Regions from separate parts of the Mus musculus genome. Here all the other regions are linked to region 1. Evidence: chromatin loops called from intact Hi-C (ENCODE). Cell type or tissue: gastrocnemius. All regions are shown on one strand.

The links. Hi-C counts contacts between places; a loop is a spot of excess contacts. Peaks named below come from ENCODE experiments on the same cell type or tissue, not always from the same donor. Only the 100,000 strongest peaks of a DNase experiment are listed, where the experiment ranks them.
Region 2: a loop joins it to region 1, with 3 times the contacts of the local background. A loop is called at or near these places in 10 of 42 quality-filtered maps.
Region 3: a loop joins it to region 1, with 6 times the contacts of the local background. A loop is called at or near these places in 15 of 42 quality-filtered maps.

Annotation. Positions count from the first base shown.
Region 1 is chr16:76,369,977-76,377,976 of GRCm38, forward strand. Nrip1 (nuclear receptor interacting protein 1) reads right to left here and starts at 3,073. Exons shown (of 4, transcript NM_173440.3): 1 at 2,896-3,073. In gastrocnemius, CTCF peaks have their summits at 265 (motif pointing left), 861, 2,455 and 3,471; DNase peaks (open chromatin) are centred at 250, 2,571, 3,214 and 3,864; H3K4me3 peaks cover 4,320 bases; H3K27ac peaks cover 4,536 bases.
Region 2 is chr16:76,861,633-76,869,632 of GRCm38, forward strand. No RefSeq gene overlaps it. Among named protein-coding and RNA genes, the nearest start is that of Gm30790, 87 kb to the left of the region's middle. In gastrocnemius, a CTCF peak has its summit at 4,644 (motif pointing left); DNase peaks (open chromatin) are centred at 4,325 and 4,713; H3K4me3 peaks cover 390 bases; H3K27ac peaks cover 321 bases.
Region 3 is chr16:76,198,944-76,206,943 of GRCm38, forward strand. All of the region lies in intron 2 of Gm30507 (a long non-coding RNA gene), which reads right to left. Among named protein-coding and RNA genes, the nearest start is that of Gm30507, 47 kb to the right of the region's middle. In gastrocnemius, CTCF peaks have their summits at 1,567 (motif pointing left) and 3,450; DNase peaks (open chromatin) are centred at 1,530 and 3,434.

The DNA.
Region 1 (8,000 bases):
ATTGACATATTTTGCCTCATCTGTCACCTTCCTCAAAACTCTGCTTTCAGATAGGAGTTAATTCATTTTTTTTGGTTGTCCTCAATGTTCTAAAATAGTGATGTCTGGCAGAATTAATGCAGTGCTCTAGTTCTCTCTGTTCGGCTGATATTTAATTAAAGATCTGGGAGGCCATCTTTCAGGCGACACCGTGGAAGGAGGAGCCTTACTCCCTCCTTGGACAATGTGATAAGCCACATGGCAGAGGGTGCCTCCTTCAGGCCTCCTGTTTAACAGACTGCTTCCCTGCAAACAGTCCTCCAGCAGGACAGGTTGTATAGCACTTCCCTTCACACTGACTGTATGCTCAAACACATGATCTCACAGGCATCGACTCTCTACTCCCTAACCTTCTCCACATCCAAACTGTTGGTAAGTGGCACCACTCCTCCCTCTCTATATTTTTTTAATCATAGCTTCTGTCCCCCACCTCCCCACCCCAGAACCTCTCAAGGCACTGAGAACACTTATTTTGTAATATTTCTTGAATCTCTAATAACACAGGAAAATCTTTGCACAGTCAGAGCCACCTTGGAGCACAAGCTAAAAGAAGCTATCTTTAAAAAATTTTTTTTTTCTTTTGAGTTAATATCTTCTGGAGACTAGCCCACTTGAGTTGATATGTCATAATTTTTGATTCCGAAAGCGGCATGGGTAATTTAAATTGGCACTTGCTATGCATTACTGAAATAATTGTTCTCCGGGATGGCCTTTGGAAAGCCTAAACTTCTAATCATGTTTTGACTATACAGGAACCATAAGGGATGTGTCAACGTAAGCAGACTCCAAGAGCAATAGACTAACAAACAGACTCTAGGTGGTGGTATAGGTTATTTTTTAATCACAATGTTTTGCTCTTAAAGCTGTAGGAGTCAAAGCCTTGGCCTTATCCACAAACATTTTGCCATTGCTAACGCACAATATTTTCAGATCTCTCGATTATAAAAATTCAAGTTCGGCAAAGTTTGGAAACACAGATAGGTGGCTCTAAGTCTTCTCGTAGCCACTGAAGCCTGGTTTCCAAGTATCTTGAAGGCACTTCACAGGACTCATCTGTATACAAACAAGCAGCAACCGAACTTCCCTCCTTAGAGTTTGTATGTCTACTTTTTAAGTATATTTTCTTCATGCTCCAGTCCCTGAAAGGCTAAGTGTGGAGAGAAGTGTCCCCAGTAGAGTTATTATAAAACAGGCTGGAGTAAGTATCTGGTTTGCAGGTACTGCCTGCTACAATTCTGACTCTCCTTCTTTGTCTACAGTAACTAAGTCCTGTACAGAAATTTCCTGTTGGTTTTGAAGTCCCTGAATCAATTAAACCCTGTTGGATATTACCAAACTGCTGGGCAAAACCAGGGCAACTCACTTGGAAGTGGAAGATTTCAACATACTCCAGACAGCAGCCACTCTTAGGGGCCGTGCATAGGAAGCACCGTTTGTTTAAAAAGTCGACTTATTTCACTCTTAGACAAAGGTGGCAACCTGATGATTAAACACTGGATAATTGCATCTGGAAGATGCCGCCCACTTGCTAAACCTGTGATTCACTAATAAGCGGGTTCAATGTAATTCATAACTTTAAAGAATTACTAAAGCCCCTGCTTTACAAAACCCAAGAAACACAGACCACACATCATTTAAGCATGTATTCGTATACACAGACACAGACAGACAGACAGACATGCCAATCTTGGTTTACTTTTAGTCTGTCTCTCTTTCTCTAAAAACACGGTTTTCCTTCAGTGTCACAATCAGCTTACATGAGCAGACAAACTCCAGCCTGGTGCCACAAAAAAATGAGTTAAAAGTTCTTGCACCTAATCATGTCCGGACTTTCCCCCAACTAAAATGACCCATTAATTAAAACAACAACGACGACGACAAAGTATTTTAACGTGAAATTACCTAACGTTCCGTTTTTCGTTTACGACCTCCAGAATCCAGTTAAATTACTGACATGATGGAAGGTAGAAACTCCTGGAATGCCTTAGAGATCAACATGTGTCAGACTCTCTGCCTGTCCGCCTTTTAAACACAGTGGATTCCTTTGTTCCTTCAGTCTGAATATCAACTCCTGATTAAAATTTGGAAAGTACTTTGGAAAGGGATAGGAGGGTCTGGGGAATGTTTGCACGCTAGAGGGTTTCTTCTAACAACAATAGTATTAAAGGAGGACAGTGGCACCAGAGAGGAGAGCGGTCTCCCCGGACTTTACCAGGCTCATGCGAGTGAACCCCCTCTCGGATGCTGGGGGAACTGGGCTGAGGCCTCGGGTGCAAGGAGCCTCGCCCTCCCTCGGCAAGCGGGGAGCTCGTGCCCAGCAGGCCGGGCCTGGGGCTCAGTGCTGCCCCTTCTCCGAGTCACTTTTCCCGGCCGGGGATCGGCGAGCACCGCGCAAGGGAGACGGCAGCGATAGGCGGGGAGCAGCGCGGGCGCCACCGAGAGCACCGCTGGGCGGCAGGACCGAGCGGCGCGGCAGCCAGCGCCCGGGGCTCGGGGCCAACGGGGGCAGCTGGGCGGGCGAGCTCGACCGGGGCCCCGCGACCCGGCCACCCGCGTGGGTCCCGGCGCAGAACACCCAGGGCGGCTGCGCCCCTCGCGCCAAGGCTGGCACGGACGAGCCCGCGGCTGGGAACTCCACAACTTGGCGGCTGCGCCGGCCGGGCCCGCGAGTTCCAGGGGAGAGCCGGAGCGGGGCGCGGCGGAGGGCTGTCCCCGGGATCCGTGTTCCCGGAGCTCCCCGCGGGCCTCCCCCGGCCTCCGCCGCCTCCACGGGCCGCGCACCCAGGCCGTGCCCGGGCGGCGCGGCGTCCGCTCCCGCGAGCTCCGCACGGAGCCCGGGCCGCGATTGCCACTCACCGAGGCCGCCGCGGCTCCGGGCCGCCGATCCGCGTCGCTCCCTCCTTCCCAGGTTAGCCGTGCCCTGCGGCCGCGCGAGGCCACGGGCGCTGCGCTCGGGCGGGCTGGGGCCGGCTCGTCCTCCGCCTGCGCCGCGGTCGCCGTCGCCTCCCGAGTTCGGGGCTCTGCTGCAATGTCTGCGAGGCTGACTTTGAGCGCCTCGCTCGCCGCCCGCCCGCCGCAGCCGCGCTCCTCCCTCCGCCGCCGACTTCGCGGCGGCCGGGTCCCTCCCCTCGCTGCTCCACGCCATTCAGCTCTTCAGCCAAGTTTCTTAACCCTTTTCTGCCCCTCCCTCCCATTGTCACCCGGGCCGAGCGCGCACCCGGAGGCTCGGCGGAGCCGGGGAGCCCACCGGGCGTCTGCAGGCCTCCTCGCCGGTGCTCCGGGTGGGGGTCCGGGACTGATCGGCCTTGAAGGCAGAGAGAGGACGCGGTTGGACCCGGAGAAGGAGGGGGTGCTGTGCTTCCCGAGCCGGCGCCCTGGCTTCCCAGCCCCGTCCAGCCAGCCGCCTGGACAGATTCCCCGCTAGGGGCCAGGCGATCGCCCATGTCACCCGTGCCGGGGCAAACGCTGGGGGCACCACAGGGGCGTCGGGGCACCTTAATCCTACCCCAGGTTCCCCAGCCTACGTGCTGGCACCTTAAGTGTCTCCCTTTCTCCCGTTTCACCCCACAAACACGCGTTCTTTTGGCGCCCTTTACCCACCCTCAATTTCCACCTCCTTAAAATCTGTGTCCCGCTCAAATCCCGGAAGCTGCGGCGCTGTATAACTCTAGGTCATTTTGACCCCATGCTCAGCACCTAGTAGGACCCAGTGATAAATATGGCATGATTCCAAGCGGAAAACTGGAAAGGAGACCTGAGGAGTGCACAGCTAGCTCCCTAGACGGACGCAGGACCCAGGAACCTGGTTTCTCTTCTGCTGCTTTGTCACTGCGAAGTCTCCAGCAGGGTCTGCCCGCCAAACTGCACCACCCCCAGGAAGGATCTGACCCAACAGGACTAGGAGATGGGCTGTCACTTCTTTAAAGCAGCTCTTGCTGGGTTCAGAGTCTCAATAAATAACAATTACATCATATAGCCAGGGTGGCAATGCAGGGAAACTTGGGTTTCCTGCAGCCTGGTCTCGCTGAACCCGCCTCTAAATTTGAGGTGGGCTAACAGATTGGTGAGGCGAGAAAGTGGAGGGAGGAGAGAAAAATAAGAAACCATGATCTCTTCCTCGCCTTGTGTTTTCTGCTTTTAAAACCTATTCTCTCTACTCCCTTCATATCTTACTTGTGAAGCCTCCTTTTAACGCTCCCCCTACCCCAGATGTCTCTGTCTCGTTTGTTTTTGACTCTAGTCATGAAAAGAATTACCTGCGGGAAGACTTGTGGTTGCAGAAGTTGTTTTTGTTTGACATTAAAAAAAAAAAAAAAAGGCTAAAGTACATCTTCGATTCACCCTAAACTCTGAAGTGCTATCCCTGCCTTAAAATACTTACTAAGACAATTTTGTGGATGAAGCTTTCTACTCTCATATGTTTTCATATCCTTAAGAATTTCGGTAGCATTTGGAAGCAGTTATTGATGCACACCAAAACCAAAAATTATCCAAGTGACCCAACCGTATTCTTTACTGTTATATAATAGCTCTATAGCTATTTTTCGGATTTTTCAAATGAAAAACGTCTGGGGTATCTTCCCAATCTTTAAAGTAAAGGCAATTTTTCAAATCAATTCTTAATAAAGCTATATTCTAGCACAGTCCTGAGCACATGCAGGAAATATTTTCCTTAATGGCGATGATGGTGCATTTTAAAATACTTATTATCTGTCCTCCTAGTGACTCACCTATGCAATCTGTTGTCATCTAAGGTAGTGTCAATCTCATGTAACAGCATAGCACTCGCATATGCCGCAGTTCAAAATCTGCTTAAAGCAAATTAGTAAAGGCAGCATTAATCCCAGGCATCATTACCTGTCCGGCATCATTTATCCGGGATTGACAAAAAGCAAATAATTGCAAATTAAATGACCAGCATAATTGTAACTTATTAGCTCTTTAGTTTTTTTTTTTTTTGTAAATATTATACAAAGACATTCTAAATGTATCCCAATTTAATGTGCCATTTTTTTAAATTCAATGTCAGTTTTATTAAAAGGCATCGTTGTGGTAGACTATAGCAGATTCAACAAATGCTTTCATTTAGCCAAGGTGGTACTGGCCTGTAATCCCAACTACTGGGAGGCTGAGACAGGAAGTGGGAAGGTGGAGGTCTTCTAGAACGTTTTAGCAAGTGCAAGGATGAAGTTCCAAAAGGAGACCCAGTTTTGTAAAACTGAGATAAGGATGAAGCAAAGAGATACTAATGAGTGTAAGGCAATGGGTTCAAGCCCCTGCAACACACACACACACACACACACACACACACACACACACACACACACCGTATTTCAAGCTTCTCTTACCAGTAGGCAAACATTTCCTTCTCTTTTGATTGGCAGTTTCTTCTCTGGAACACATTGAGAGTCCAGATAGCTTGTCACAATTAATATAAAGGTAAGCTAAGTAATAAATGGCCTGTAGGAGAGTGAAGCTCCCATGGAGGGCTGCAGTGACAGACGTGGAGACAGATATTTGAGCCCACTCAAGTGTCACTCTGAAAAACATTCTCACTTTTTAAGGAGGTTTTAGATCTCCGAGATTGCCCCAGCAAGCTAAATCTCGTTTGTTCTGCTTGCCCAGTATCAGTGCTAAAACTCCAACAGCTATATATTAGACGATATACCAAAGCAGACCACCCCCACCCAATGTAATAAGTAAAATCCTGGACTCTTCTTGATAACACACGTGTGTTGAATGAACTGCATAGCTTATGTAGAATTGCTAATTGTGAGAAGATCATTTTGAGTTTATTCTTTCTGTTAGAAAGAAAATCAGTACTGAGACAGTAAGATGGCTCAAAGGTAAAAGCACTTAGCGCATAAGCCTGGCTACCTGAATCTGATCCTTGGAAACACGCTCCATAAAGTTATCCTCTGAACTCTGCACGTGTGCACAGCACATACAGCCACACAAATACACACAACTTTTCTCTGTTCCCAGGAATGGAGTCGCATACATGCTGACTGGTCTCTCCCAGCTCCTACTGTGTATTTAATAATTTTATATTTATAAAAATACAAGTGTCCAGGCTAAGGGGAATCATTATGTGGATATTGGAGTATAGGGAATGTACAAATGTCTCTGCAGTGATTTGTTATTTGGAGGCCAGTTCTCATAAGAAGCGTGTGTAATGGAAAAGATGTCATTCGGTTTATAGACCTAAACCTATGTGTTATACAAAGTCTATCACTTGGCTCTAGAGACATGGCTCAGTGCTTAAGAACACCGTCTACTCTGTCAGAGGACTCGGGATCAATTCCCAGCACCCACATGGCAGTTCACATCTATCTGTCTGTAACTCCTGGATCTGACACCCTTACACAGACATACATGCAGGCAAAACACCAAGGCAAATAAAATATAAATAAACAAACAAACAAACAAACAAACAAACTTTCTTAATGTTTCTCAGGCCACTGGAATTCAATATTTTAGTTTATTCTCCTGCGCATATCTACCAGTAGTCTGAGATTGAGAGATTTTCATGTGCTTTTTACACGACTCATGTTCAGCATCCTTCACGCCAGTTGTTGTAATGCTCAGCTTGTCAACATTCTCTTCTAGAATAAAATCTAAGCCCTGCCCCTACTCGAATGGAGCTACCTCCAACACGTAGCCTGGTGATGAGCAAAAAGAAGGCATTCTGTAGGCGTTGGCCAAGTGACTGTCATGCCCTTGAGAACGGAGTGGTTATTTTTATCTGAGGTATGGATATTAGGCCAAGGGGGTCAGAAAACATTTTATCAGGAAAATGGTGCTTCGGCTGGCTGATGAAAGGTGAGAATCTGCTAAGTCAGCAGAATGGAAAAAAGGATTCTCTGGAAAGAAATGGAGTAGTGATAGTTTTCCCAGTAGAAAGTTATGAGAAAACAGAAATGCACACCATAGAGACTTGAACACACGTGTGCTATGTGTACATGTGTAACCGATCACGCGCAAATGGAACCACTAGTCATTTTGCCACACTCCAAAGAACATGGCATGAATCACAAAAGGGATTTCAGGTGTGATTTAAAATTTTCAGTAGCCACATCTCATAGGCACAAAGAAATGCCGTTAGCTTGAATTGTATCACTGTATTCTACAATTGATTCAATACATACAAAACATTTTAACCATCTTTCAAAAAGAAAAAAAAAAAACAGGGTATTGTTATGTAGCGCTGGCTGGCCTCGAACTCATGCACTCATGATGACTGCTGAGGTTATAAGTGTGCACCACTATACTCTTTTGAACACTAGGTTTCCAAAATCCAGTGCCTTCTCATGTCACAACAGCCTGCAGTTTAAGCCACTGCCATATTGAGTCCTACAGTTCTAGACCAGGAAGACTGCAGGAAACTGTTAATGGTATCAACAAAACAATCTGTTAAGGGAAACCCTAAAGCTTGTGTCACATAAGATTTCATTTGACAGTTCCTGGTGTTTACACTGTGTTATAAAGCCCACTTTGTGGGTGTGCAGGCTTTGATACCAACCAGAATCAGCAGAGTTGACATTCTATGTACCGTGTCTTCATTAACCATACTGCAGTGACAAGGGTTCCTATTTCTGTTAACGTTGGGTGGGAGACTGTAAATGTAAACCGTAGTTACCGCAGAAATAAAACGCTATACATTTTGAGTTGAATACGTGAAAATAAACAAACAACAACAAAACAAAACAAATCAAAAAGAACAACCTCTCTAGAACACAAGACTGCTTCCGGACTAGTTCCGGTTGAGAGTCATCGTAGCTGTAGAAGCTGGGGGATTGCCTCTACCAGCACTTACATGTGGACTTCAGAATCCACCCCAACTTCCCCAACCACGTTGGAAGCAGGCACCTATCCCAAGCTGCCTGGGTGAATGTGTGACAGTTCACTGAGATGGAAAAAAAGTCTGAAGGAACCAAAACAAGACATTTAGATACCCTGGC
Region 2 (8,000 bases), 490 kb after region 1:
AAGTTATCCCACATTATGATGTGCATATCCTTCTGAAAAAATAAAAGTAGATTAACAACCCTGTAGAAAATAGGCAAAAGATATAAAATGATGAATCTGAGACAGATTTTTTTAAAAAAAATCAAAATAAGAACACAACACAAAGGAAATTAGCAGAAACAAAAAGGTGGACAGGACACCTTAATTCAGGGACTACAGAACATAGGCTCCACTGTTAGCAAGAATATAGAGAGACAGAATCCCCATCAGGGCATTTGGGAATAACTAGCTTAAGGTGCCTTTGGTCTTTCTACACATTGACCATGTCTAGCCACTTAGGAATTATTTGGAGAGTATGCTGTGGAAGGATATAAGGTTCATGGAGTCTATTTAAAGCATATCTTTGTTAACAGTTACTTGTTAACTTTCCATAGTAGAAAGTTTAAATGTTAGTGTCTCCTGGCGTTTGAGAGTAAAACATGCTGCAAACTTTGGAGTCTAAGGCTATGGAAACCTGATGCAAGCTGAATGAATGCAGTAACAAATAGGAAGGAACAGGGACTCTTTATATCCTTTGAGATGGCCATTGTACAAGACTTCTCAAATGGGAGAACTGTCTGGGACTCTAAGGGGAAGGAAATCAGCAGCAGATGGTCATCCTCAAAGACCCCCAGGACAGTGATTGGTAAACCTGCAACATATCTATAAGCTACCTCTGCTAGCAGTGGACCTTGTCCACAGGATGCTGCATCTCTATGGCTAGACACAGAGCAGAGGCAGGGAGACGTGCACACGATGAGTAAGAGCTACATGCCCCTTTGGAAAGTAAATGACTAACAGTGCAGGTAAGTGTAGAAGTCCCCTTGACTGGGTTTGGGGAATTGAAGAAGGTGGTAACTAGTAGCAATTTCAATTTCAAATATCTCAAGTCCCAAATTTTGTGGGTACCATTCCCATCAAGATATTCCTCAGAAAGGAATAGTACATACTAAAGCTAGAAAAATATAGAATAGATATTAAATATTAAAATCTATGCCAAACTATAAGAATAGACTATAGATGATCTTCAGAGGTTAACAAATAAATGTTAAATATTTAAGAATTTAAAAAATTAATATTTATATTCTAAATACATATCACATTTAACCTATTAAATGTACTAATGAATAGAAGATGCATCACATATACATACACTATAGTATGATCTGTAGGTATAAATATTAATTTTGTAATTTTGATTAATTATTTGATTAGCCAATTAAATTAAATTTCTTCTGATTCTTAATTTCTCTATTCCATATAACACTAGACTGTTTGGTGAACCAATACTGCGCTTATCTAAAGGAGAGTTGGGGCCTATAATATAACCGAAAGCAGAACTTAGAAGGTAGTGGGATATCTTATGGGGAGGGGGGGATGAATCAGAGCTCCAAAAGAGCTCCAAAAAATATAATTATCCCAAGAATAGCTACTGATTTCTTCAGAGGGCAACATGTAAGTGTATGAGAGGAACCTAAGCAGAGCCATCCACCAACAAAAAGAACAACAACAACAAAAATAATGGTCCTCACAAACGGAGGACTAAGGGTTTTGCCTGTCCTTCTTAAATAAAGTGTATTAAGTTTTATCTAGATAATTGGATGGATGGATGGATGGATGGATGGATGGATGGATGGATGGATGGATAAATGGATGAGTGGGTGGGTGGGGGATGAGTGAATGGAGGGATAGATGGATGGAACAAGTTCTAACAATGACATTGAATGCTTTCCTAATTAGATTAGATGAGAACTCAGATACAGGTTAAAAAAGACTAGCATTTTCTTATTTTCAGGTAAACTTGTAGATGTTCAAACTCTTTGTATATTTTCTAGATTGTAGACATTTAATAAGTTTGTTTCCTTCTCTTCTTCCTCTGTCTGTCTAACCTTGTGACATTCCCACTGAAAAGCATGCTTCAGCATCTCTGAGCTGGCATCACACATCTCCTCAGATGCTAACACCATGTCAGCCACTTTCACTTTTCCAACTCTATTACCAAGTATTAACTTTTACTTATTGTTTCCAGCATGATCACAATAATGTCTGTTTCTTGTTACTGAGTGTTTCTTATGGTGCATTCTGTCTTGAAAGGATTTTCCCACTACCTCTTTAGCTCTAAATCCATAGCCCAGGACATTTGCCAAAGCTAATTTTTATCATTCTGCCAAACTTTCACTTTTGATTCTTCTAACAGCTTTTCCAGTGACATTGCCTTTCAAGTCTTTATAAAATGGTTACAAGAAATTTCCTGAGTCTGATTTTCAAAAGTTTCTATGACTTCACTTCTCCAAATATGACTCTACATGTACACATTGAGAAGAAAAATATCACCCCTTGATGGCTATGCAGTGCCATGGGTATGAGAGCTGACCTTACCGCTTGAGCGGGCAGCATGGGAGAGCTGGCCCCGAGGCCATGAGAGTGGGAGAGTGGGCAACTTACCTTACCTGGGCAGCACAGCAGAATTGGCCTTGGTGGAGAGGGTGGGGGCGAGCTGATCCTGAGGGCTAGAGCTGGAGAGTCAAGAGAGCTAACCCTGCTCCTTGATGGTTGCAGTACTTAGAACTAGCAGGGTCAGTGCTGGAGAGATGACTCTGGTGGCATGAGTGTGGGAGAGCTGGCCCCAAAGACGTAAGAATGGGATGGTTAGTCTGCCCCTTACCAGCTGTTACAGGCAGGAGACCCTCACCTGGGCAAAGTAAGAGAGCTGGCACTGGTGGTGACCAACTCAACTACTACGCAAGCCCAGATCCAGGGTTATAAGTTGGCCCACCCCAACATCTACCCCATCTATGAACTCCTGGAGCAAGTAAAGGGGCAGATCCCGCAGCTCTTAAGCTGCAGGAACTCTGTGACACAGGGCCACAACAGGGTATCAGAGAGGAGTCCCAGTGAGGATCCAGTATTGATAGTGTAGCAGAAGCCAAAGTCCTAGAACCAGACAAATGACTCATTGCAATGAACATTTACAACTACAGCTGTCTGGACCAAAGGGTATACTCTGTGACAAACCATGACACACAGCAGCTTCACGGTCAGATAATTTTGCAGGTCTTGTTTCCTTGTTCATTTTTGTTTGGTTGGTTTTGTTTGTTTTGTTTGAGGGATTACAAAGGCAGAAAGAGGGATGGGGAGGTGGGTGGAATTGGTGTGCATGATGGGAAATTGACAAAAAATGAATAAAAAGATTTTAAAATGTCGACCACATTTGATGAATGATTGTGCATGTATTTACACATCCCACACACATACACATACATATCATATGCATATAAGCATATTACCTGCATATATGTTTGTATATGCATATGCCATTGCCTGAGTTCAGGCAATGAACCTTAATGTATATGCCTTTAATTTTCACTATTTATGAGGTAGATAGTTTTGCTCCAGATAGAGTGCACATTATCCTTAAAATATTTGAGAAAACATTAGAAGCCACAAGGACCCACTCAGGGCCTTTGCCTGCCTTTTCCCCCTGAGGTAGGACATAAAACTTGGAAAAGAACTTCTGACGTTGCCCCAAGGCAGGAAGTTGGACACTTCTGTGCTAGGCACACTTCCTATAGCTGCCATGAAACATGATGCTTATGTTTGAAAATGCCAGGACCCAGAAAAGGGGATGATCAAAGAGGATGGGTAAGACTCCCCAGTCCATAGTCTGTAAACACATGCTCTTCTTCCTAGCATGCCCCTCTCCCATATCTACTTTTTCATCAATTCCCCTACTAAGAAGTACACAGGTTATGCATGGTGAAACACGCCTTTAATCCCAGCACTTGGAAAGAAACAGGGAGATCTCTGTAAGTTCAAGGCCAGCCTAGTCTATATAACAGGTTAGCCAGTGATAAATAGTGAGAACCTTTGTCAAAACAAACAAACAAACAAACAAAAGAGAAGAACACAGGTATATACATTTTAGGGGTGTCCATTTTAGGGGTATGGTGTCTTCATTTTCTTAATACCATAAATCTGAATGTATATATATGTATATATATATATATATGTATATATGCCATTATTTAACTAATATTAATTATCTAATACACATAATTGCATCATTCCATCTATTTCAATATGCTAAGGGAATAAAATGGCTAGGTATTAAGTTCTTCAGAAAGAGTAATGGGTCAGCTCACTAGACGCTTGTGGCCACCAGCCTTCTCGACCTGCACTGTCTCCCCTTCAGCTTGTAGCCTTCTCCCTTTGAACTGCCATTGAAGACCAGTAGAATAGGGAGTTCAAAGTGCTTTTTGTGTGGTAGTGGCCATTTGTATCAGCCTGTGTCCTGACCTTAGGAATCTCAGTCACCACAGGAGGGAAGTCCTCTCTGCAGACACAGGCACGCCTTTGAAAATCGCACTAGTTAGTTTTATATCCTGCTTGACTGTAACCTTTGTCATTCCAAGCTTGTACTTCATTATGACTTCTCTCTCTCTCTCTCTCTCTCTCTCTCTCTCTCTCTCTCTCTCTCTCTCTCGCTCTCGCTCTCGCTCTCTCTCTCTCTCTCTCGCTCTCTCTCTCTCTCTCTCTCTCTCTCTCTCTCTCTCTCTCTCTCTCTCTCTCTCTCTCTCTCTCTCGTCTTTTCCAAAGAAGAGAGAGTCCTCTAGTGGCCGCAGCAAGTTCTGTCTTGAAGTCCTCAAAAGAGAAGAGTCTGTAGAGGGAGCCTTTTAATTCCTAAGAGCTATGAGAGTTGATGATCTGGGAGGAGCAAGGTATGATGTGAAGCAGTAAAAGACACAGGGAAGGATGACAGGATGGCACGTAGCCAAGACTTCTCATTCCGATGCTGGTGGCAGTCAGGGGATTTGATGAAGCCTTAGAGACTTGTAGACGAGAACCACTGACTTATCAAGATCTTCCTGATTATCATTAATGATTTATTACCGTTCCCTCCTCCTTGTTCTCTCAGATCATTTCTCACTTATCCACACTGCTTTTGGACCACACCGGTGCCTCGCCTACAACTGTCAGATCCACATGGAGCCTTCTATTGCATAATCCTAACTGGAAGTAGCTAAGGCAGAGAGAGCCAGTTATCATTATGTTTGTATTAGAAGAAAAAAAGAGTCAAGAAAATACATTTGCATTTCTGGTTTCCTGCTTTTTTTTTTCCTCATTAGATGGAGAGAGGGGGATCATGAGGTCATTTTCTCTCTTTAATTCTAATGAAGCAGCTGGAGAGATCAGAAAATCATTGCGCATAGTCAAAACCAATTAAAGGGAGAATAGTAGCAACCTGCAATTATCCATATTTTAAAAAATGATGCCAGAGATTTAATTGGATAAATAAAAGTCTGCCTGTATTCCAGTAACAATTTGACTTGTAACTCTACTGTAGACATTTCCGCAAAGAAACCACTGTGTCTCTTTTTTGGAGTCTTGCTCAGTTAAACCTAAGCACACGCTTCCAACACAATGGCCAGGTGGAAGGCTTTAAGGATGTGTGAAAGGCCTGAATTCTATGGCTATTGCCCAAAGTGAGAATCCAAAGTAGAAAAAAAATTTGCCTATATTCTCATGGCCTTCAGGAGGCAACACAGCCATTCCAAGTGCCCTAGAAAATAGGAACAAAATGTAATGAATGAAAATAATCACTTATCTAAGGACCACAGCCACTGCTTATAAAGTATTGTTCCGATGCTATGGTGATGAATCATTTTGGGAATCAAAGTGTTGCACCATGTACTGCCTTTCAATACAAGTAGACCACACAATGGTAGGCCATGTTCCACTTCACACCCTGCGCAGTTTACAGAACGAAATGTTCCCCTGCCACCATGTAGTACATCCTTCTGGAACTGTCCCACATCTCCAATTCATAAGCATTCTACCCAGAAATTGTCACTTTGGCATAAGGATTATTTTAAGGGAACAAACAAATAAAAAACAAAAATCGCTGAAAACAATAGAAGCAGGAACAGTCTACATCCAAGCACAAGTTTTCTCCTCCTGAAACATAGGAATGACTGTTGTGTGTTTGTTGTTTTTTACTGAGGACGCCACCATTCTAGAGATGTCTCCTTCCCTAGTGGCACAGGCCTGTAATTTGAATGCTGAGACATGATGACCCCCCAGTTTAAGGTCTGTTTGGGCTACAGATCTCTCTCTCTCTCTCTCTCTCTCTCTCTCTCTCTCTCTCTCTCTCTCTTTCTCTCTCTCCCATCTCAGGAAGAGAAGAAGAGAAAGTCTTTCAACAACTCTGAGCAATGGAGATTGCACTGACTTAGATCTGCATAATAAGGTAAACAAACAAACAAACAAAAACCCCACAAAACAAAAACCTATGTTCTTTGTTTTTCATACTTTGCCTGGCCATTTTTCCATATTTTTTCTCCCACTCTAGAAGTCTAAATTCTACCCATCCTTTGGAGTTTTGTATCTATGATCACTCTGTATGCAAATGTAATACATGAGCTGATGCCATAAGAGACTTCTACTGCTAGGGTGAGGGCTCAGTGGTTCGCAATGTTTTTCTGTCCTTCGAGAGGACCCTGGTGACAGTTCCTTGAAGCTCACATACATCTATAGCTCTAGCTCCAGCGGATGTGACACACATCCACAAGCTCTTACACACATGTGGTACACATACAGTCATTCACATTACATAAATAAGTAAATGTTTAAAATAAATAATTTTTTCTTATGAATCTGGCATTGGTTTGTGTCTTGTTTCTGTTTTCAGATAGGAACGCACGTATGCCACCCCGGTTCTTGCTTGCTCTGTGGCCAAAGATGATCTTGAACTTGTGATACTTCTGTTGTTCCCACGCCATTGGGTGCTGGGATTGCAGGTAGACGCCAATACATACAGTTCATGTAGTTCTTGGGATCAAGCCCAGGGATTCCTGAACACCAGGCAAACAAAGAGCAGCCATCAAACAAGGACCTATAATTGCATATGAAGCACAAGATGTACAACTAAGAGAATAAAGCCTAGGAAAGCCATAAGGTCTGCATAGCACACAGATCTGGGATGTGAATTTAAAGGAGTGATTATATAATGTGTCATCCAAACTAAGAAATATATACAAGTGAAAAAGCACACTGAAAATAATGAACAAATACTGACTGATCTGGGTCAGATACAATGTAGAAAAGTCTCAGGAGGCTCCTGAGCACAGTGCCATGTAAGGAAGAGTCCACAGAAGCAATATCACCTGAACTGAGACCTGAAGAATACAGAAAAAGGAAACACTGTATTAAGGTTCAAGATGTTATTTAAAAGTTTTCATCATAAAATAGCATAATTCGCAATATGACTGGAGATCTCAAAAGGCACAAAGAGGTGAGGAGAGATAAGGGTCAGGTTATCGAACAGGACATAATGAACCAAAACACTATGCTGGAGAAACAGCAGCATTTGGAAGAATGGCAAATGTGTCTAAGGCTTGGGACAAGCAAGGAGGAAGGTTAAGCAGGAATCAGAGATAATATCGTTCCTAAAACTGTTGGACCTCGGTTTTGATAGCAGATGTAAGCCAATAAAAAATTCCTTCCTAGGGTCTGGCAAGAAGGCTCAACAGACAGAACCATTTCTCACACAATCCTAATGTGCTGAGCCAGAGCTCAGGATCCTGCTTTCGGAGAAAATGCCCACTCCCGCTGGTTATCCTCTGACCTCCTCATGCTTGCCATGACACGTGTATGCCTGCAGACACAGAGAGGGAGAGAGAGAGAGACAGACAGACAGACAGAGAGACAGAGACGGAGATAGAGAGACAGACAGAGAGACAGAGAGAGACAGAGAGAGACAGACAGAGACAGAGACAGAGACAGACACACAGAGAGAGACAGAGACAGAAAGAGACAGAGAGACAGAGACAGACAGAGAGAGACAGAGACATACAGAGAGAGACAGAGAGTGACAGACGCAGAGAGACAGAGACACAGAGACAGAGAGACTTTTTGCTGTTTCCATCACAGAGTAGTATAATCTGTAACTTGGTCTGAGTTTTTAAAGGACCACAAAGTAATTA
Region 3 (8,000 bases), 170 kb before region 1:
CACATTGATCCGGGCTCTTTCTTAGTTTCCTCATCTCTTAACAAAGGCCCCACTTTCTAAAACATCCCCCTGGGGGTGTGGAACCCAGCACATGAGTTCAGATCACTTGAATTCTGAATTGTACTTTACAGCAAGGCCCTGTGTACCATCCGTCCCAATCTGGGCTTCCACTGTCAGCATATGAAGAAGCCACAGGCTCATTCCCTGGTCTTAGTAACCCCTGTCCCAGTGCCGTGTGGCACAGTTTGGTAAGCGTGACCCCTAGGCCAGCTGTTCTCAACTGTCTGCCTTATTTCAACAATCAAAGTTTCATTTTCTTCAAGTTAAAACAAAATTCTAAAAGGATTTTGTACCTTGAACATTGAACTGAGAATTCCTGACTTTTGAATTACTTGGAACATCTAAGCTAATTTTAGAAACATGGCTGGATGTCTCTGTCAAGACTTAATTCTTATTTGAAAAATCAGATGAGGTCAGCTTTCACTTCTCTTGGGATTTCGCTCAGTTAACACAAAATGTCTTTACCTTTTATTTACTCTCTGTGAATAGCTCTGCCTCACTTTTAAAATGTGCCTATGTTTAGAAAATAGATATAGAGAAGGAAAAAAAATGGGAAGTGAATTTTTTTGAATGTAGATAGTTTGGTGCTGTGTAGCAGAATCAATGAGAATTTGTTTCTAGATGGCTTCACCAGTGTGGACACCCGTCACATACTTCCAAATTGCTGAGAAAATACATTCTTTTAAAATGGCTCATTAAAAGCAGACATAGTCACTCGTGCCTAATATCTTAGTATTCAGTAGATGGAGATAGGAGGATCATGGATTCAAGGCCAACCTGGGCTACACAGCAAAACCTGAGCTACCCTGACTCAAAGCAATAAGAGTAACACAAACGAATAAAATAAGTAAATAAGAATGTCGTATAAGGCTGGGCGTGGTGGCGCACACCTTTAATCCCAGCATTTGGGAGGCAGAGGCAGGCGGATTTCTGAGTTCGAGGCCAGCCTGGTCTACAAAGTGAGTTCCAGGACAGCCAGGGCTACACAGAGAAACCCTGTCTTGCAAAACCAAAAAACAAAAACAAACAAAAGAATGTCGTATAAGACTGCCTTGTCCGGCGCTCCTTTACTCCTTCCAGTCCTGGCTCCAGAGTGCTCCCTGCAAATCCACGAGGAAGATGAAGCCATTTTCTCTAGAACTATCACATCACCCGTATAACTAAAATGTGCTTTTCGTTTTGCTCTGAACCCCCTTTCAGTTTATCTCTACTAGGGAGCAATCATTCCATTCCTCCCCAGGAAGCTCTCAGAGGTGGAGTGTAAGGTGAGGACTGAAGACCTGCGATAACTCAGTCCAGCACGTGGGCCACACCTACCAGGTCTTGGAAAATAAGATTGGAGAGGGAAAAGGAAGACAGGAGTTAGCAGAAGGGAACTTGACTGTTGTCCAAGCACAGGGGCTCAGCTTCCCCACTCAGTTCCTTTCTTAGGAAAAAAGTCATTTCAGTTTCCTACACTGGAAGGTGGATGAAGTCTAAAAAGCCCCCTGCTGGCCACTCCTATTTCCACCCTATCAGTGCCTTTAAAATATAAGGCATACAAATTCCCTTACTTTAGCCATATTTATAACATAGTTTAACTTTCCATAACTAACTGGGATTTCTTCTACTTTCTCTTTTATTTAATTAAATCGACTATACCAATGCAAACTGCTAAAGACATGTCCCTGACTTGACTGTCTTTGATCTTTTTAAAAAAATAAAATAAAATCAATTGTTTAAAAAAAAAAATACATGTTTCTGGTGAAGTAGAATCTAAAATTATGTAACTAATGGATTGGTTTGTTATTTTTATCCTAAAGTGAAGAGAAATGTTGTTGTTTTTTTTTTTTTTTTACTATCTAAAGAACATGAAAAAAATTTAAATTAAGTAATAAATCAGTTTTGTCCAAAATTATTTAGACTAATGATTCCCTGTCTTAGTCTAGGAAACTGGCAATAATTATGCATAACAAACAAAAGCCTTGGCTGACTTTGTTCCATGCTCTAAGTTTACTCTACGAGGTCAGTGTGCAGACTTCTCTAGAAAAGAGAATTTCCTGGGGCAGACTGACCCAGGTTGTACAGGAATGTAAATAAAAATGATTGAGGATTCCTTTCTTTGCATAGAACAAATATTTCATGACTTTGTATATTATAATCCTCTTTCTCGTGTCTAACAAAGACATCATAGCATCAGCCAAATACTTAAAGCCTACTATTAAGATAAAAGCATTACTCCAATTTGTCATCACTTCTATTTAATTATATTTGTAAAAGAAGTGTGATTAATGGCACAGAAAGCAGATGCTTTGTAAGAGTGACAGCCATGTCACTGTGAACACAAAACGTTCCTCTGAAATGGACTCCAGGGTCTTCTGCCTAGCAAACTTGGGCAAGCGTGGACGTGCAAGAGAGAGCTGCCACAGTAATGTTTTAGTATTGCCATAGCTTTGGATGAGATTCTCTTCCACGTGAACAAGTCTTTCCTCATTCCTGACATCACTAACCTTTAGCAAGTCTATGGTTCCTCCATTCCACAGCCTTTGTAAAAACAGGAATGAATCTGCTACATGGTGTTCTGTACGTGAGCTTAAGAACGTTACTTACTGTATTCCAGAACACATTACTCCTTCAGGCTAGGGATACACCTGCATGACGGAACATCTCCTACCATGTGTGCATTCCTGTGATTGCTTCCTAACACCACAAAGGGCACAAAAAAAAAAAAAAAAAAAGGCAAAACCTTAAGCTCTCAGAGTCAGCATTATGAACGCAAGCCAGGACACGCTAAACTTTTCCTGAGGCAGAGTCCAGTCGAAAACTTTATGACAATCTTCCTGGATTGAGCTTTGCCTAAGATCTTCCCGTTGGTCATGAGACAGTCAGGGGACTAAAAGTGTGTCACTTGATTAAGTTTTTCAGGCTGATAACAAGAAGGTAAGCAACTATGTTATCCAGGAGGTTCCAAAGTCCCATGTCCATTCTGGGTCAACTACAATAATTCCCCTTCCTACGTCCAGACACTGCCTGTCACCTAAAGCCCATTAGGGGGCAATTTCCTAAAGCTGAACCCGAAGAGATTATGGGCTGCCCAGCTCAACCGAAGAAGCCAGCTAGTGTGAGTCACCAGAAAGTTCCTATAACCTAAGAACTTCTCTTACAGAAAATGCTACTTCCCAGGCTATCAAAAGAATCATCTTTCCCCTCAGGGCAAGGCTGGCTCTGCACACACAAATAGAGAGCATTTTCTTCGGCCTCCAGTTCAGATGGAGAAGAGTGATTTCTGTGTTGTTTATGTTCACTTGCTCTTTCAACCTAAGTTCAAAGGTTTGACTGCACCTCAGCACTTCAAACCCTTGGGCGGTGATCGCAACGTTCCATTGCATAGACACTCCTGAGGGGGGCAACATTGAACCTGTCAAGGATGGTTTCCCCTGCTTCTGGGCTCTAATGCTTCTCTCTCTACCAGTAGAGCTTTCAGCAGGAAAGACTCATTGATTTAGAAAGAAAAATGCTCCAGGTTCAAAGTTGAGCCAAGCAGTCCTTCCGTCCCACCAACAAATGCTAAGTACATATTCACTCGTGTTTGCTTTCTCAAGAGAGATTAGGAAAAGGAAATAGGAACACATTTGTATAGAATTTTCCTGAATCAAAAGTTATTATTGAAACCCAATACTATCCTGAAGCAAACAACCTTCTATACACAGTTTTAATATCAATTAGTTAATTGAAAATACTAATTGCCTATAAAAACATTCCATTTTCACTGAAAAACATCCACAACACATAAAGTATATTTAAATATACGATACACTAGGAAACAAAACAACCTGGAAGCACTGCTAATTACTTTGTCTTGCCAAGTTTGAACAAAGGGGATTCAATTTTGTTTCTTTAGTTCTGGGAACTGAACCCAGGGTCCTGTGCATGAGAAACAGAGAGTCAGAAACTCCAAATGTTGAACAAACTTTGACTTCCTCATAGAAAAATGAACCAGTGATTTCTCTAGACTCTGAGGGAAAAGCAGTCTTTTCAGATTATAAACTGTGAATGCCCTTCTCTTTCTAGACCACTGTGTTATGACAAATTGGCTACGTTTTATAACTGAGCAATGTTTTGACTCTTGGGGAATACTATAAAGTATGGAAAAACATGTGAGTATACATGTACTCTCATATAACCCAATAAGCTTACGTCAGTATAAGTGTTTTTGAACTGACTGTAATAGTCTAAGAGTTTGTGTTGACAGGAAGCACATAACCAAACACATGATTATGTTAGTAACCATATAAATATAAACTTTAGTGAACTAGAGCATTTCATTCTATATTACTTCACTAAGAAAATGTACTTGCTGCCTTAAGACTCCTTCACTGTACACTGATGAGCAGCTAGGATTCTCAAAGACTCTCAAATCCTCAGCGTTCTGTTGACTTCGGATTATGCACTTCTCTTGTTCACAGGGACCCTTATCCACTTGACACTCACTAAGCCACTGCTGTGAACTTTGCTTTGAGTTTGATCTCAGTGCTCTCCAAAGCCACTAATCATTTCTTCAATGTAAAACACAGTGAGTGCTTGGACATCACATATTTAATATTTTTGAATGATATTGCTACTTTCCTTAAAAATTTGCATTAAAATCCAACTCCTGGGGCCCCAGAAATATGACCTTACTTGGAAGTAGAGTCATTGCAGATGTAATTTGTAATAGGATGAGGTCATACTAGAGTAGGCTGACCCTTCCGCCAATATTTCTGGTACTCTTATCCATAAATGTGTCTCTGATGTTAGAGACACAATGTGACAGTACAGACAGATTGTTGTGCACTCCCAAACCAAGGCAACCAAAAATTTCTGGAGAACCATAAGAGAATCAGGAAAGGCAACAAAGAGTTACCCTACAGATTGTAGAGGTGGCCTGTAGCTTCCAACAACTCCAAAGAACCTCGAGACAATAGAGCACTATAGTTTTCAGAAGCCTGGCTTAGAGTAGTTCACCATGGAAGTCTACTGCATACCTTAAGACCACTAAGCCCTGCACTGTATTTTTTTCAAACAACCATACTACAGTCTCAACAAGATTCTTCCCAGTTCCTAATATGCTGAGGTTCCTTGAGACACCGAAAAAACCTCACACTCTATGACCATGTATATGTTAGGGCTTGTCAAGTTCATAACCATAGTTTGCCTACATCAACCAATGAACTATATGACTATATAGCAGAGCAAGCTCAATCATACACAAAGGGCATATCCACTCTGAGTTAATATACATCCTTCCATTTATTTCCCCAAAAGTAAAGCAAAAATAGTTCTACAGTAAGTCTTCCCATGTCCTCTAGTTTTCCAGTATTTTTTGAAGAAAGACATATATGCGTGTGGACCCTTGACATAAAGATGAACAAGAGATCTTAAAAATGCTGAGGCAGTCACCATGCTTTTCCCTTCCTCTTCCTCTATTCTTCATGAGTGGTGACATATCTGATGGTTTCTACAAGCCACAGTTGCTTCTCAGTAAGCCCCAGTATGGGATCCATTTCATTTTGGCTGAAAGTAAAATATTCTACCTGTAATGTATAATAGAAACATTGAACATTTATGGAACCAAAAATAAGTTTAAGAAACAATACCCATATAAAATTAGAACACGGTGGGGATTTTTTTTTGAAAGAATGGAATTGAAGTTCTAAATGAATAGATGTATGTAATGCCTTAGTATAGGACGCTATATACATGTGATACCTCTCAAAATTATTTCATGTATTTAAATCCTACTCCAGTAAAAAAAGTAATATTTAGCATTGAAAAATAAAATATGTTGGAATAAAGCTATTCAATGAGACAAAAGATTCCTACGATGAAAACCTTAAGATACTGAAGAATTAGAGAAGACATTGGAGTCAAGCTGTGGTGTCACACACCTTTAATCTCAGCACTTGGTAGAGGAACGCAAATCTCTGAATATGAGGCCAGCTTGGTCTATAGAGAGAATTCCAGGAAAAGTCAGGACTAACTGAGAAACCCTATCTTGAAAAACCAAGACAAAGAAGAAGAGGAGGAAAAGCAGGAGGAGGAGGGGGAGGAGGGGAGGAGGAGGAGGGGGACGGGGGAGGAAGGAAGGAAAGAAGGAAGGAAGGAAGGAAGGAAGGAAGGAAGGAAGGAAGGAAGGAAGGAAGGAAGGAAGGAAGGGAGAGAGAGACAGAAAGAAGGAAACAAAGAAAGAGAGAGGGAGGGAGGGAGGGAGGGAGGGAGGAAGAAAGGAAGGGAGGGAGGAAGAAAGAAAGAGAGGGAGGGAGGAAGGGAGGGAGGGAGGGAGGGAGGGAGGGAGGGAAGGGAGGGAAGGAAGACAGACAGACAGACAGAGATATAGACATTGGAAGATGGAAAGACCTCCTGTGTTCTTGGGTTGGAAGAAGAAATATTGTGAAACTGACTTTCATACTAAAAGCAATCTATAGGTCCCATGCTATTCCAATCAAAATCCCACCATCATTCCTCAAAAAAATGTGGAAAAGCAATATTATGTATGTGGAAGCATAAACAATCCTGGGTCATCAACCCAAACCTAAACAAGAAGTAAACTGCTAGAGAAGTCACCATACCTGACTTCAGGTTGTACCTCAGAGCCTCAATATCAAAATCAGCATGGTGCTGGCACATGGAGAAACATACAGATAAATGGACCACTGGATACAGATAGAAGTCTACACAACTACAACCACCCAAACGTTGGTGAAGATGCCAAAAAACATGCATAGAGAAAAGGCAGCATCTTCAACAAACAGTGCTTGGAAAACTGAATATTACGTACAGAAGTATGAAATCAAATTTTTATCTCTTATTCTGCACAAAACACACATAAAATGGATTAAATACCTCAGTGTAAGATCTGAAATTCTGAAACTGCCAGAGGAAATCATAGGAATTATACTTTGACATACAGACTCAGTAAGGACTTCCTGGGCAGGACTCTAGTTGTACAGTAAATAAAGCCAACAACTGATGGAGGGGAGACCTCATGAAACTATGACCATTCTATATAACAAAGGAAAGTGACAATCAGTGAGTGAAGAGGCAGCCTCCAGAGAAGACTTTGCCAACTGTACATGTGTCTAAATATTAATTCAGAGAATTAGTGTCTGAAATACAGCCAACTAAAGGAAAAAAAGTTAAGCATTAAAACCATGAACAACTAAGCTGAAAAGCAGGCCATAGAATCAGAAAGCTCTCAAAAGAACCTCAAATGTCTAGGAATAGTTTTTTAAAGTATTGGCCATTTTTAACCACCAGATAAATGTAAGCTAAAAACTACTTTGATCTCTCTTCCTACTTAGTTATAATGGCTATCATTAAAGTAGCAAATTACAATAAATATAGAGAAACTTATATTCTGTCCATAGGAGGGTAAGCCATCCTTACAAACAGTTGGTCGGGGAAGTCATTCTGGAAACAAATATGGAGATTTCATGTACAACTGAAAACAGAAGTACCATGCCACTCTCATATATACTCAGAGGACTGCATCTCCTGCTACAGCAATGCTTCCATGGATGTGTTCATTGTTTTTCTAGTCACAATAACTAGAAAACAGAATCAATCCATATGCCATCAATGGACAAATGAGTAATTAGAATGGGGTACATGTGAACAGTAGAGTTTTATTCAGCTATAAAGAAAGGTGAAATTTAAAATTTTTTGCCAGAAAAGAATGGAAAAGAAAGGAAGAGAAAGGGAGAGGAAAGGAAAGAAAAAGAGAGGAGAGGAGAGGAGAGGAGAGGAGAGGAGAGGAGAGGAGAGGAGAGGAGAGGAGAGGAGAGGAGAGGAGAGGAGAGGAGAGAAGAGAAGAGAAGAGAAGAGAAGAGAAGAGAAGAGAAGAGAAGAGAAGAGAAGAGAAGAGAAGAGAAGAGAAGAGAAGAGAAGAGAAGAGAAGTGAAAGGAAGAGAAAAGAAGAGAAA